Linked DNA regions of Homo sapiens: all the other regions are linked to region 1. A link is a contact called in ENCODE Hi-C or POLR2A ChIA-PET data. All regions are on one chromosome and are shown on one strand. The core of a region is the stretch at or near the end of the contact, and the rest is flanking DNA. Distances in the headings are between cores, read along the strand shown.

Region 1 (3,310 bases), core at 285-2,784:
ACCAGCCTGGCCAACATAGCAAAACCCCGTCTCTACTAAAATACAAGCATTAGCCATGCATGGTGGTGCGCACCTGTAATCCCAGCGATTCGGAAAGCTGAGGCAGGAGAATGGCTTGAACATGAGAGGCGGAGGTTGCAGTGAGCCGAGATTGCACCATTGCAGTCCAGCCTAGGTGAGTCTCACTCTGTCTCAAAAAAAAAAAAAAAAAAGGGTATATCAACACAATCTCACTGGTGTGTTGTGAAGCCTAGCCAAGTTAATGTACCTAGAGAACTAGAGAACAGTGGCTACTAAGGACATCTAAGGACACTTTATACAAACCTTAACTGTGTTACAACTTCTTAAGTCAGTACTGAGGTTCAAAAGCTTCCATTTTATTATTATGCTTTATAATTTATATATGTTACGTGCTTTCTTTTGTATAGCTCACTTGAATATATATATACATTTTAGAAGATAATAAGGAAGAAAAAAAGTATATCTGGTTTTTTAACCCTTCGAAATGGGAAAGTTTGGAGTAGATGCTCAGCCCCGGCCCCTGGCCCTTCCCCAATACTCACAGGCTCCTGTCAACTACACCTTCAGAAAAAGACGGAGCCTCTTAGGCAGCAGTCAGGCAGGTGGGGGCGATCTGTCAGGTGACCTAGACTCTGGGCCATCTCAGTTTCCTCACCTGTAAAATGGGGATGCTGAGGTACCTACCTGACCTATGAGAGCGGAGAACACTGAGATATCTTGCCCATGGCCTGCCCTGTGGTTAGCTGTCGTTTTTTCCTTGACACTTGTAGGCTCCTCTTCATGTTTACATAACCTCAGTGGGAAAACGCCAGCGAAGAGAGACACTCAGAATGGACGATCTAAAGTTCCTTCCAGCTTCCAAATTCTGGGCTGGTTTTCAGAGATCCAGGGCTCGGGATGCGAATGTCCCTGTCTACGATGGGGCTGCCGTTACAGCCTTCCTCCCGGGGCTCTGGAGACGCGCCAGCTCTTTGACACCTCTCCTGCGCTAAGGAAGAGTTGGTTTACAGAAAAGTAAGTATATCCTGGCCCTGCAGAAAGCCGCCAGGCGGCAGGACAAGCCCCACCGCAGCCCAGGCGCCATTATCTGCCTCAGCAGTTACCTCGGGGTCCCGCCACGAGGAGGTTCTTCAAGGCCTGCGCGCCCACGGACACTACCAAGGAGCGCGGCGGGCAGCCGGATAGCAGGACGCTGAGGGAAACCCCGCAGTCGCTCGGCGTCCCCGGCGCCAGCTCACGACCCAGCGACCTCCTGCGGCCCGAGCGTCCCCTGGCGGCAACGCCGGCTCGTTAGAGCGAGCGACAGATGGTGTAGTCCAAAGGCCAAGCGGCGTTTCTGTAGATGAGCATGCGCAGCACCCACCGTTCGCTCAGCCAGAGAGAGGCTTCCCAGCCAATCCGAGAGCCTCAGAGTCATCCTCCCGCCCACCCAGCATACAGGCGGGGCGTTCCTCCTTAGCCAATGGGAAAAGACATTCGCCCGCGGTCCGCACGCGCTGCTTGCAAAGGGGTGGGGTTGTGGAGTGGATGCTTTGGCAAGATGGCGGGGAGCGGCGTCCGCCAAGCTACTTCTACCGCCAGCACCTTCGTGAAGCCCATTTTCAGTCGGGACATGAACGAGGCCAAGCGGAGGGTGCGCGAGCTCTACCGCGCCTGGTATCGGGAGGTGCCGAACACTGGTGAGAGGTAGCGGCTTACGTGGGGACCCGGAGGCCGCCGCTCAAGGTCGTAGCCGGCCCGGCCGGGGTTTCTCATGGGCCCAGCTGAGGTCACCAACTTGGGCAGAGGCGACTGCGGGTGCTTCAGGGGAAGAGGGTCACCCGAGCCTACCATGGGCCGGACCTGGCGGCGGCGCGGTGGTCAGACCGGCCGTGCCTAGCATTCGTACGTGCTATCGGAGCTTTGGTCTCTTTTGTCCTTCGCAATTGGCGGGAGGACGATGACTGTCAGTGACACACTCACTTTGTGGGTGAGGCAGCGGAGGCACCGAGAGGTGAAGTGATGTGCCCAGGGCCCAGGCCGAGCCACTGTTGTACCCAGAACCCAAAGTCTAGAGTTGCAGAGTGTAATTATAGATGCCCGTTGGATTTTTTTGTTTGTGACAGAGTCTCGCTGTGTCGCTCAGGCTGGAGTGCAGTGGTGCGATCTCGGCTCACTGCAAGCTCCGCCTCCCGGATTCACGTCATTCTCCTGCCTCAGCCTCAGCCTCCCGAATAGCTGGGATTACAGGCGCCCGCCACCACGCCGGCCATTTTTTTTTGTATTTTTAGTAGAGACGGGATTTCACCGTGTTAGCCAGAATGGTCTCGATCTCCTGACCTCGTGATCCGCCCGTCTCGGCCTCCCAAAGTGCGAGAAAGAGGTGTTTTTGAGTGAGCTGGAGCACGGTGCCACTCCTCAGGGCTGTCGAGTCCCTGCTTGTGTGTGTGAAAAGGCGGTAGAATGTGGTGGTTAGGAGCACGGACTTTTCTTCAGGCGCTGCCCTCAACTAGCTGTGTGACCTTGGGCCAGTTATTTCATCTATTCCTCAGTTTCTTCATCTTTAAAATGGGAATAATAATTCCTTCTTCAGAAGGTTACTGTATTAAGTTAAAATATCTAGAGTGCTTAGAACAGGACTTGATGCATATTTAACTCATTAAATATTAGCTGCTGCCGTTGTTTTTGTTGTTATTTTTGTTATTTATAGGGCTTTCCTTAGCAGCAGCTTCCAAGCAGAACCCGGTTCTTTGACATATGAGAACTGTGTCTGCTCCACAGAGTCCCTGTCTTCAAGCTGACTTTTGGAAAAATTGCTACTGACCAGAACTTAAACCCACGCGATACTAGAGAAGGAGAAACTTGAGTGATCTGCTGGTTCAGGGACTGCAAATTCAGATGCCTTCAGGGGCAGGCAGATAAAAGATGTGTGTGGGGAGTGACTGTAGCAGTGTGTGTGTGTGTGTGTGTGTGTGTGTTTCGGGGTGGTGCATTCAAATTCAGCAGTTTGAAAACATAATGTTTGCCTGGCAGAATACTTCTAGGAGTACCCAGAACCCTCTCTGGTTGCAGGAGGAAGGTGCTGGGGGAAGGAGGACCACATTCAAAAAGGGTGGCTTGTGAAGGGTAAATCAGTGGCCAAGTAGAAGACAGAACCCAGGTATCCTGACTCTGAGGATCCAGCTCTTTCTAAACCGACCCCTCCCAAGACCTTCCCTCAAATTCTGTTTTGGGAAGAAAGTCCCAAAGTCAGAAGGGTCTTGAGAGGAGGAAAAGAAGGCAGAGGGCTACAGGAGCCTAGAAAGCAAGG
Region 2 (3,310 bases), core at 397-2,896, 920 kb before region 1:
TGATGGCTGAGTTCTATCTATACAAATGGTCCACAGGTATTGTGGGTGGCAAAGAGGTCCCTGTTGGCTCAGTCCTGGAGAATGAGGAGAGACTTCTTGGCAGTGGTTTGTCCTGGCACTGTGTGTTGGTTTTTTTTTTTTTTTTTTGAGATGGAGTCTCGCACTGTCGCCAGGGCTGGAGTACAGTGGCGTGATCTTGGCTCACTGCAACCTCCGCCTCCCAGGTTCAAGTGATTCTCCTGCCTCAGACTCCCAAGTAGCTGGGATTACAGGTGCATGCCACCACACCCAGCTAATTTTTTGTATTTTTAGCAGAGACAGGCTTTCACTGTGTTGGCCAGGCTGGTCTCAAACTCCTGACCTTGTGATCTGCCCGCCTCGGCCTCCCAGAGTACTGGGATTCCAGGCGTGAGCCACCGTGCCTAGCCGGTTCTTTTGTTTCTTTCTCAATTATTGTCATAAGGACAATGCCACAGAGCAGTCTAGAAAGTAAACAACCACTAGATTTCTTTGTGGACTCTTTTCTCATACCTATCTATATGTAGCAGCAATTCTACAGTTTCTACCATTTTGTATCTAGCTTTTTCTTTTATTATTATTTTCTTTTATTTTACTTTTTAGAGAACTGGGTCTTGCTATGTGGCCCAGGTTGGCCTCAAACTCCTGGGCTGAAGCGATTCTCCTGCCTCGGCGTCCCAAGAAGCTGGGATTCCAGGTGCATGTCACCATGCCTGGCTCTATCTGGCTTTTTCTTTTAACGTTTTAGTTTAAGCATTTTCCCATAGTGCTACACAGTCATCATTATTATTCTCAAGGGTTGGGCTGACCTGGGTTTCTAATCCTGGCTCTGCCATTTACTCTCTTTACTCCACATCACCCCCAGCAAGTTACCTGGCTCACCCCTCACCTGGGGTTCCTCTCACCATCCTCTCCACCTGGATGACATGAAGCAGTGCTTGGACAGCGCGTAGGACAGTGCTCAGGAAGTGCTCTCCATTTTCCTTCAAGAGTATTTCCCTCTGCAGAACGGGGCTAATACCCTATCATGCAAGGTGATTGTGAGAATTGGAAAGAATGCGTGTGCATTGCCTGGTGCCTTGCCATCCAAATATATTTTATTAGAGAGAGCAGCAACATACGCCCCCCCAACCCCCCGTTTAAACTAAGCGGGTCCACGTGGAATGACGCTTTTGGCGCAAGTCGGAGGAGCTCCTAACGACATTAGCTTCTTTGAGTCCCTTGGGAGAGGAAACTTTCTGAAAGACTGTAGGATTACCTTCCCTGAACTTCCGGTCAGGTGCGGTGCTGCCCTGCCGCGCCCTCTTACCCCTGGATGCCGACGAAACCGCAAAACTCCAGCCCCGGGAAGCGCGTCTCAAGGACCACCACCAGCGAGCGGCTTTGGGAGAGTAATCTGCGCCACCCTCGCAGCCCATTAAATAGGCACTCCCCGTTTGATTGACAGGAGAAGTCACCAATGCGCGTCCTGGGGCTTTCCCTCGTCCTCACGCGGGGTGAGCCGCCTCTCTACTCATCTGGCCCAATCGGGGGCGCCGGGGAGGCTGTGGGGCGGGGCTCGGTGTCCGGTAGCCAATGGACAGAGCCCAGCGGGAGCGGCGGGGGCGGTGCGGTCGCGGCTGGCGGCAGAAGCGGCCGCAGGGGTCTGGGCAGGGCTGGGCAGTGCTGCCGGAGCAAAAGCGGTAGCGGGAGCCCGGCCGGAGCTGGGTCTGGAGACGCCGTGGCAGCCTGAACGGAGTGTGCGACGGATTGGGAGGTGAGTGGCCGCCGAGGTCAGGGGTCGCCGCGACGGTTGGGGCGCCGCGGGCGGGACGCGGGGGCGCTGGTCCGCGGCCGGGCCCGCGCCCCGTCAGGGCCGCCGCGCCGAGCTCCGCGCCCTGAGGGAAGCGGGTCGGGCCGCGCGGAACTTCCTGTCTCTGTGGGAGGGGGCGAGTGCTCGGGGCCCCGGGGGGCGCCTGGAGAAGACATCTTGGGGAGGACGAGGGCGAGTGGGGTCGGCTCGGGGAAGGGGCGGGGGCCCATGGGGGCGGCGCTGTGGGAGCGGGGCAGTTTTCCGGGGTCCGGGGCCTGCTGGAGAGGGAAGTGCAGGAGCAGGGCCGTCGGGGGTTAAGAGCTGCTAATGAGTGGGGGAGGTGTAGACAGCTGCAGAAGGGGGAGCTGGGGCGACTTTTGGAGGGACGCGATTTAGGAGAAAGCTGGGAATCCGAGACGTGCAGAGGTTAGGCGAGGGTGCCGGAGCAACGCTGGAGGGAAGGCGTGGCTGGGACGCGCCGGTGAGAGGGCAGGGCTTAGTCCTGGGGTGGCCTGGGGGGCGACGCAGGACACACGCGGGTGCGCTGATTTCGGGCGCTTTGATGAGCGGCCTCCATTTCCTTCCTTCCCACCCTCCGTGTCCCGGGGGGGGGGGGGTGGTGTGTGTGTGTCTGTGTGTGTGTGTGTGTGTGTGTGTGTGTGTAGGGCGGGGGGAGCAAAGCCCTTACCGCAGCACGTCCTAGGGCTGGGGCCAAGCAGGAGAGGCCGGGGAGGTTTGCCCTTGTGACCCTCCTCAGAGTTTCCCCAGACTCACTGAATCAGAAATCCGAACTCCTTACTCCTCTAGGGCTTTCAAGCCTGGCCAGGCATCCTGAGAGGTCCGCAATTGGAGAGGTAGTGATTGCTGCTGCTGTTGAATTTCATTGATTCATTGGGTTTCGGCTCCATCAGAGAAGGTCGATTTTCTTTTCAGAAGGAGTTGGTTGGTCAGGGGAGCAAGCTGTGCTATTGCTTTGGGGCCCACACGGCTGCAGCCTTTGACGTATAACAGGACCTGGGGATGCCACTCTTGGCTTGGGTGCCTGAGGGAAGGTGGCCTTTGGCTGGGTGTGTGCACCATTCCTGGATCCTGTCTTCTCTTTTTCCCTCCGCCTGTCCGGTGTTTTTGTGGTTAAGGGGGTAGGCTGCTCAGAGTCTCCAGGGCTACTTGGTACACTGTTTACCAAATACTGCCTGGCTGTCTTGATGAAAATCAGGAAACCAGCTCAAAGAGTTTGAACCTCAGCTGCAGATGGTGAGCTCACACCTTCTTCCTTCCCTCCTTTTCGGTGCCTTCCTCTGCGGTTATTCCCGTGTGCTGAAGTTCTGTTTTAACCCTCCTGGGATTGCCAGGTTGGAGCCCAGGGCAAGGGAACCGACCAGGCAGGCAGTGTTGAATGCCAGCCCTCCTGTTCTTGCCCAAGATGTTGTCGTTCCACTTGATTCATGAGCCTGCCTGCATGCAGCCTCCTCATGGAGACATTGAAGCTGTGCCAGTGCA
Region 3 (3,310 bases), core at 234-2,733, 770 kb before region 1:
CAGCACTGATTCTTTAATTTCTTTGTACAGATGAATAAACCATGGTTTATTTTATTTTACTTTTTGAGACAGGGTCTTGGTCTGTCGCCCATGCTGGAGTGCAGTGGTGCGATCTTGGCTCACTGCAGCCTCGACCTCCTGGACTAAAGCGATCCTCCCACCTCAGCCTCCCAAGTAGCTAGGACTACAGGCCCATGCCAGCATGCCCGGCTAATTTTTGCATTTTTTTATAGAGACGGGGTTTCACCATATTATCCAGTCTGGTCTTGAACTCCTGAGCTCAAGTGATCCTCCCGCCTCAGCCTCCCAAAGTGCTGGGATCACAGGCATGAGCCCCTGAGACTGCAAATAAACCATGCTTTAGAGAAGGTAAGTGTCTTGACCAAGGCCACAGAGCTAGGAAGCAGCTGGCTGAACTGGGATTGAGGCCAAGGTAGTGCCTTTGATGCCAAAACCTGCTGTCCTTCCTCACTATCACCCAACCTCTTTCCAGTGGCTCCACACCCATTGTGGTGACAGAGGCACCTTCTGCTGAGTGTAAACTCTTCTGGCTGGAATTGTTTCCCAGAGGGTAGGGTGCAGCCCCGAGGGCCGGGGTTAAAAGTCAAGCTTCTCATCTGGACTCATCAGTTCTGACTGAGCACTTCTGCCTCAACCCGCACTGCCATCTCTCCATGAACGTGACACAAAAGCCCTTGGTTTCAGAAAGCCAGTTTCCGGGCAAAGAAAGCTTTCCACCCAGGGCCTGGCGTGAGCTGAGGGCAAGAATTAAAAAGAGTCGGGCGCGGCGGCTCACGTCTGTAATCCCAGCAATTTGGAAGGCCGAAGTGGGTGGATCACCTGAAGTCAGGAGTTCGAGACCAGCCTGGGCAACATGGTGAAACCCTGGTCTCTACTAAAAATACAAAAATTAGCCGGGCGTGGTGATGTACGCCTGTAATCCCACCTACTCGGGAGGCTGAGGCAGGAGAATCGCTTGAACCAGGGAGGTTGCAAGGAGCCGCAATCGCGCCATTACACTCCAGCCTGGGGGACAGAGCGAGGCTCCGTCTCAAAAAAAAAAAAAAAAAAAGGGAAGGCCACCAGCTAAGGTCCGGCGTCAAGGCACGGGCCCTCCGTCCGTCTCGTGCCGAAGGAGGGCGCGTGCGCCCCTTCCCCTGCCTCTGACCTTTCCATGGAAGCAGCCCGTTAGGCGAAATGGCGATCGACCAGGCGAAACGTTGGTGGATCCTATGGCAGCGCGCGTGGCAGGCAGCCACACCCGGGCCCGGCTTCGCCCAGCGCTAAGGGCGTGGAGCCGCGCCGCAAATGGCGCGCGAGCCTCCTGCGCACGCGCGTGCAGCGCCTGGGGTCGGGCCAGCGGCGCGGCTGAAGCGAGGGCGGGGAGGGAAAGCGAGCGGCGCCTGCGCCCCGGCGGTGGACGGGCCCGGTCGTGGGCGGGGATTGGGGCGGAGCCTGACCGTTACGCGCAGCCCCGCCCCCGCGGCCTCGTCGCTCCTGCTGAGGCGGTAGCCGCTTTTCGTCGACTCTTACCGGTTGGCTGGGCCAGCTGCGCCGCGGCTCACAGCTGACGATGGGGGACCCCAGCAAGCAGGACATCTTGACCATCTTCAAGCGCCTCCGCTCGGTGCCCACTAACAAGGTAGCGGCCGCGGGCGAGTGCGGGCCTGCCTGGCATCCCTGCGGGAACCGGCGGGAGGCCCCGCGGGCGCCAGTGCCCGTGGCTTGGGAGGCGGGGCCGGCGCGGCCTGTGACACGTCGCACTGTGGGGCCGCGGCAGCCTGGCCGGGCCGGGGCGGGCGGGGCCGGGCAGCTGAGAGGCCCGGGCGGGAGGCCGCAGCGCGGGGGTCCTCACGCGAGCCGGGGAGCGTTCCCGGGGGCGGCGGCGCGGGCACACCCCCCGGCGAGCTCTTGGGGCGGGGGGCGAGCACCGGCGGCTCTGAGCGGAGGCGGGGGCGGGGGCATCCTCGGGGGCGCTGCGAGGAGGGAGCTCCCGGCTCGGAAACCCCGGCTGCTGGCGCCGGATGCGGGGAAAGCGCGGCTCCCCCAGCGCCACCCTGGAGCTCGACCCCGCCTGTTGGAGCCGGCTTGGCTCCTCGGGCCTTGCGGTGCCTGCCTCAGTTTCTCTTCTGATAAAGTTGCCGAGTAGTCTACGCTTTGGCTTCCAGCTTTTGTCGCTTTGGCCAGGGAGGCTCACCACAGCCTCCTCCCTCTCCTCGGTTCTCTTTGGAGATGGAGGTTTCCTTTTTTTTTTTGTCTCCAGAGGCTGTTCTCTCCCTGGAACTTTTACAGCTTTGCGCAGCTGGCTGGAGGCGTTGGGGTGACGCAGGGGGCTAAGGTGACACGTCGGGTCGGAGAGGGACTTGGAGAGTGCAAAGGGCTGTCGCGTCAGCGTGGGCTCTCCCCGCCCCTCCTGTGACACGAGTGTTGTCTGGTTCCCACTGTCACTTCCCGAAGGGAACAGCTGTTATTGAACCTCGATATGCTGGCATAGAAAGTTCCCGAGTGTTACAAAATAGGTGTTTCTGTTGGTTTTAAGTCTTGATGGTACAGGGGAGCCCATATTTTTTCCAGCCTAGGTGAGGAAGGAAACAGTTTATTGGAGGTGATGTCTGATGGATGTGGGAAAGTTAAGAGAAAGGCTCCAGGAATTCTCCAGTGCCCGTTTCTTTACTGTTCTCTTGATTTTCACATTTTTATTTATTTATTTTTTTAGAGACAGGGTCTCACCCCGTCACCCAGGCTGAAGTGTAGTGCCTTGATCCTAGCTCACTGCAGCCTTGACCTACCCAGCCCAAGCCATCCTTCCTTCCCAGCCTCCTGATGAGGCTGACACCACAGGGCTGTACCACCACGCCCAGCTAATTGTTATTATTAATTAATTAATTAATTAATTTTTGTAGAGACAGGGTCTTGCTATGTTGCCCGTGCTGGTGTCAAATTCCTGGGCTCAAGCAGTCCTCCTGCCTCCTCCTGCCTTGGCCTCCCAGAGTGCTAGGATTACAGGCATGAGCCACCATGCTGGCCTTAATGTTCTTTTTTTTTTTTTTAACGTTTTAATTTTAATTTTTTTGAGACAGAGCCTTGCTCTGTCGCCCAGGCTGGAGTGCAGTGGTGCGATCTCAGCTCACTGCAACCTCTGCCTCCTGGGTTTGAGCAATTCTGCCTCAGCCTCCTGAGTCGCCAGGATTACAGGCATCCACCACTACACTCAAGTAATTTTTATATTTTTAGTAGAGACGAGGTTTCACCATGTCAGTCACTCTGGTCTCAAACTCCTGGCCTCAAGTGATCCACCCGCCTCGGCCTC
Region 4 (3,310 bases), core at 305-2,804, 640 kb after region 1:
GGGGGGGCGCTCAGGCTATCTCCCGCCTCCCTGTCCCGGTGGAGTTTGCCCTCCAGCCCGGCATTTCTCTGTTGCATTCAGGGAAAGTGCATTTAAACCCCCCACGCTACTGGTGCTCTCCGCCCTTGCCAAAAAAAGCGATCAAGGAAAAAAAAAAAGCAAACTGTTCGTAGCTGGAAACTTTCGGATCTCGCCACCCAACGTGGGGATGGCGGCTGCTGCTGGGCCGGAACCGTCTGGAATGACAAAAAAGGTGTGGGCGGGAGGGGAGAACTGGGAAATGGGAGATCTAAGGAGGGACCGGGGAGAAGACCTCACTCACAGTCCCCCGGGGGCTCCAGACTGCATCTTCCGGCACTCCTGTCTGCCTGTGACCGCAGAACACGGCCCTCCCTCCCCCTGGCTCTGTGTCCCGCACACTCACAGAGGCAGAGCAGCCCGCGTGGCCAGAGCCGGGGGAGGGGGCCTCAGCGCGCGGGCCTGGCGCGCCCAGTCCCGGGTTCGCGGAGCCTCGCTCCGCCGCCCGAGGGGCCGTAGTGGGTGCGAGCCTTGCGCCCGTTGCACGGTCAGGGGCCACCCCACGCCGGCGGGACTGCGACTAGAAGAAATGTGGGGCTCTCCCGCGTGCCCCACACTGGGGTCGCTGGCCAGAAAGAGCAAACAAGAGTTGGGAGAGGGGCTGCGCCCGCGCGCCTGCGCAGAGCCAGAGCCGGCCCTCCAGGCTGCAAGGAAAGGAGCGCCAGAGGCGGTGAGGGGAAGGTCCTTTGTGGCACTCGGCTAGTTTCACGGCCGTCAGCCTCGTCCTCGGCTCCTCTTACTCCCGCACAGCGTGGCCCAGGCCCCAGAGTCTCCCTCGCCTTTCTTTCGACGTTGAGCCCCCCGAGGAATCACAAGGCGCTCGGAAGACTCATGCCTGCCCGAAACGGGTCCGAAATGTTTCCAGAGCCCGCGTCGTCCCCTCAGTTCCCCCTCCCGCAGAGGCCGTAACGGGGCGATGCTATCGCCGCGGACACGGCCAGACGCTCGGAGCTGGAGGGAAGGCCCCGGGAAACGGCTCGGGCAAACGTCCGAACCATGGGCTCCGAGGCAGGTGCAGGGCGGACGACTCAGCGGGGGGTTTCCGGCGGGCATGGTGACTCCCTCCCCTCCCCCGCGATACTCGTCCCCCAAACACAACTAAAGGGAGAGTGCACTGTGCCCGGCTCGTGAGCAACCCGGCCCCAGGTGGTCCCCGGCCCTCACGGAGCGCCCCTGGGAGAACACCTCACACGACGCGCACAAGTTCAGAGTGGTATGGGAATGAAGGAAAGGAGTGCGGCGCGGCGCTGTGACAGGGAGGGGAAGACGGGGAGCCGGACGCACGACCGGCGAGCACAGAAGGGCACAGGAGCTGCTCCGCGAGATACCAGCGAGCTGAGGCGCGGGGCTGGCTGGGAAGTAGTCCCGGCCGGGCCCTGGCCCCGCCCCTGCAGGGCGGAGGGACGCATCACGCAGGGGTGGGGAAGCCGGATCCGTGCGCAGGGTTGCTAAGGGTGAAACTTTTCATTGACTTTGCTCACTTCGGGCCGGGGCGCGGGAAGGTGCGGGTTGTTGGCTGAGGCAAGCCGTGGCTCGGGCGACGCGGGGCCAGGAGGGCAGGACCGTCTGCCGGCGACAGCCCATACCGTCTGCCGTTGCGCGACACGAACCACCCTCCGATCCGCCATCCCCGCGTCGTCGCCGCTAGTCCGCCCGCCCGCCCTCGGGCCCCCCGCTGCCGAGCCCGACCTCCTAAGAGCTGAAAGAAATTATTGAGAGTCATAGTCCATAGCCCCCTGCTTCGTCCCCCAACCCTCAACGACGAAAAGGACTTCGGTCCCCTGGCCCGGCGACGCCCGGGAAGGAAAGGAGAGCGACCTCCGCCCCGCGCTCAGGCCACCCTGGAGGGAGAAGCCGCCCCGCGGCCGGTAGAGCGCCCCGCCGCCGCGGAGACCCGAGTGAGTGAGTTGGGGGGCGTGCGGGCGGGGGGCCCGCCCCGAGACCCAGCCGGCCGGACTACCTCTTCCACCCCGCCCCACTCCCGCTTTGCTGGACTCTCCACGTTGCTGCCGCTCCCTCCCCGCCTGGCCAGCATTTTCTTTCCCCATCCAGCTTCCCTCCAGACCCCACTTTCCCCAGCTCCTCTTCTCACGCCATCTGTGCTCCTGGGGTGCCCAAGAGCTCCTTTTTCTCCCAGTTCCAAGAGTGGCCCTCTCCTGGGTGGGGTGCATTTCCTCCCTTCCCCGCCTCCCCCGGTTCTTTATATCCTAGCTACTCGCTAGATCTTCCTTGTTCTCCAAAGAAACATAACTCCCCCCACCGTTAAATAAATCCGAGGAAGGAAGGGGATCCAGGCCTTGTTTTTCTGCTTCTTTTCCCGTGTGCAGGGAAGGGGGGTGGTAATTGTTAATAGACTCTATTTCTGGCTCTGTGGAGCCTGAAGGGTGGAGGGTGGACACCCCCTTTGGCGACGGGACAGGTCAGTGGAGATTGTCCTTGGGCCACTGAGCCAGAGTTCACCGTTTCGGCTGAGCTCTTTATACTCTTAAGTGTTTTAATGGAAAATTGGGCAGAAAAAAGTACCCTTAGAGCAGTGCCAGTGAGTGGATTCTGCTTATCTTGGTAAGGTGCCTGCGAGGTGGGGCCCTACCCCCAAACTCCTTCCCCTCCTGTCCGGAGGATGAACTGTGCCCTTGACCACCAGAAATCTGGGAGGGGAAGGAGGGTGCAGAGAGGAGGCACAGCCGGCAGGCCCTCTCCCTCCCCCAGGAGAAACCAGAACCCCGCACAGCAAGCTTCAGCTTGGGGACGGGTGGAGGCCAGTCTCTGGTGCTACTCCGTATCTAAACGGTCTTTTTCTCCTTCTTACCCACCGTACCCTGGGAATGGGTCCTTCATCTCTGATTTTCCGGCAGAAAAACAATCCTATTGCTTTCTTGGGCTTCTACCCCCATCCCTCCGTGAAGCATAGGGGGAAAGAAGCTTGTGTGGGAGGAAGGATTAAGGAGGTTTAACACCCAGCGGGGGAGCTTGCCGAGGATCTGGTAAGTCTGGTCGTAAAGCAGACCTTGCAATGGGAGGAGACACACAGAATTTTAGTATGAGAAGATGCTCAGGTGTCAGGTGTACAGTTTTTTTCTTCTCTGCCTGGGAACCTTTTCCTATTTCCCTCTCCCGGATCTGGTTACTCAGTCTTCGATTAGAAATGGGGTGAGGCTTGGGCCCTGCTGGCCTTGGCCTGGCGCCTCCCCACAGCTTGACTGGAAATTTCTTTGGCCGAGAGGACGGGAGA

The links. A loop is a pair of places that touch in the nucleus more often than their neighbours do. ChIA-PET counts read pairs that join two places held with the same protein, here RNA polymerase II (POLR2A). Pooled maps may share reads with other maps.
Region 2: a map of CD8-positive, alpha-beta T cell shows a loop between it and region 1 (9-fold over the local background). The contact joins the promoter of PACSIN2 here to the promoter of NDUFA6 in region 1. A Hi-C loop is called at or near these places in 1 of 168 maps with a recorded cell type or tissue (CD8-positive, alpha-beta T cell) and 7 of 50 pooled maps. POLR2A ChIA-PET finds 5 or more read pairs at or near these places in 2 of 52 experiments (HEK293 and activated B cell).
Region 3: a map of naive thymus-derived CD4-positive, alpha-beta T cell shows a loop between it and region 1 (8-fold over the local background). The contact joins the promoter of ARFGAP3 here to the promoter of NDUFA6 in region 1. A Hi-C loop is called at or near these places in 1 of 168 maps with a recorded cell type or tissue (naive thymus-derived CD4-positive, alpha-beta T cell), 2 of 37 single-sample maps with no recorded cell type and 5 of 50 pooled maps. POLR2A ChIA-PET finds 5 or more read pairs at or near these places in 1 of 52 experiments (A673).
Region 4: a pooled map shows a loop between it and region 1 (6-fold over the local background). The contact joins the promoter of TOB2 here to the promoter of NDUFA6 in region 1. A Hi-C loop is called at or near these places in 1 of 37 single-sample maps with no recorded cell type and 8 of 50 pooled maps. POLR2A ChIA-PET finds 5 or more read pairs at or near these places in 2 of 52 experiments (MCF 10A and naive thymus-derived CD8-positive, alpha-beta T cell).

Annotation. Positions count from the first base shown.
Region 1 is chr22:42,088,996-42,092,305 of GRCh38, reverse strand. It overlaps NDUFA6 (NADH:ubiquinone oxidoreductase subunit A6), which reads left to right and starts at 1,534. Exons shown (of 3, transcript NM_002490.6): 1 at 1,534-1,700. The coding sequence starts at 1,562. NDUFA6-DT (NDUFA6 divergent transcript) reads right to left here and starts at 1,373. Exons shown (of 5, transcript NR_034118.2): 1 at 1,125-1,373; 2 at 706-1,009; 3 at 74-187.
Region 2 is chr22:43,013,485-43,016,794 of GRCh38, reverse strand. It overlaps PACSIN2 (protein kinase C and casein kinase substrate in neurons 2), which reads left to right and starts at 1,646. Exons shown (of 11, transcript NM_001184970.3): 1 at 1,646-1,774. RefSeq lists enhancers at 1,159-1,358, 1,341-2,044 and silencers at 1,479-1,668, 1,679-1,728, 1,849-1,918.
Region 3 is chr22:42,855,446-42,858,755 of GRCh38, reverse strand. It overlaps ARFGAP3 (ARF GTPase activating protein 3), which reads left to right and starts at 1,483. Exons shown (of 16, transcript NM_014570.5): 1 at 1,483-1,642. The coding sequence starts at 1,574. RefSeq lists a silencer at 1,208-1,957 and an enhancer at 1,480-2,324.
Region 4 is chr22:41,445,045-41,448,354 of GRCh38, reverse strand. It overlaps TOB2 (transducer of ERBB2, 2), which reads left to right and starts at 1,554. Exons shown (of 2, transcript NM_016272.4): 1 at 1,554-1,976. It overlaps LOC105373043 (a long non-coding RNA gene), which reads right to left and starts at 1,410. Exons shown (of 2, transcript XR_938274.2): 1 at 323-1,410; 2 at 1-236. RefSeq lists a silencer at 423-522 and enhancers at 393-1,088, 1,093-1,342, 1,089-1,784.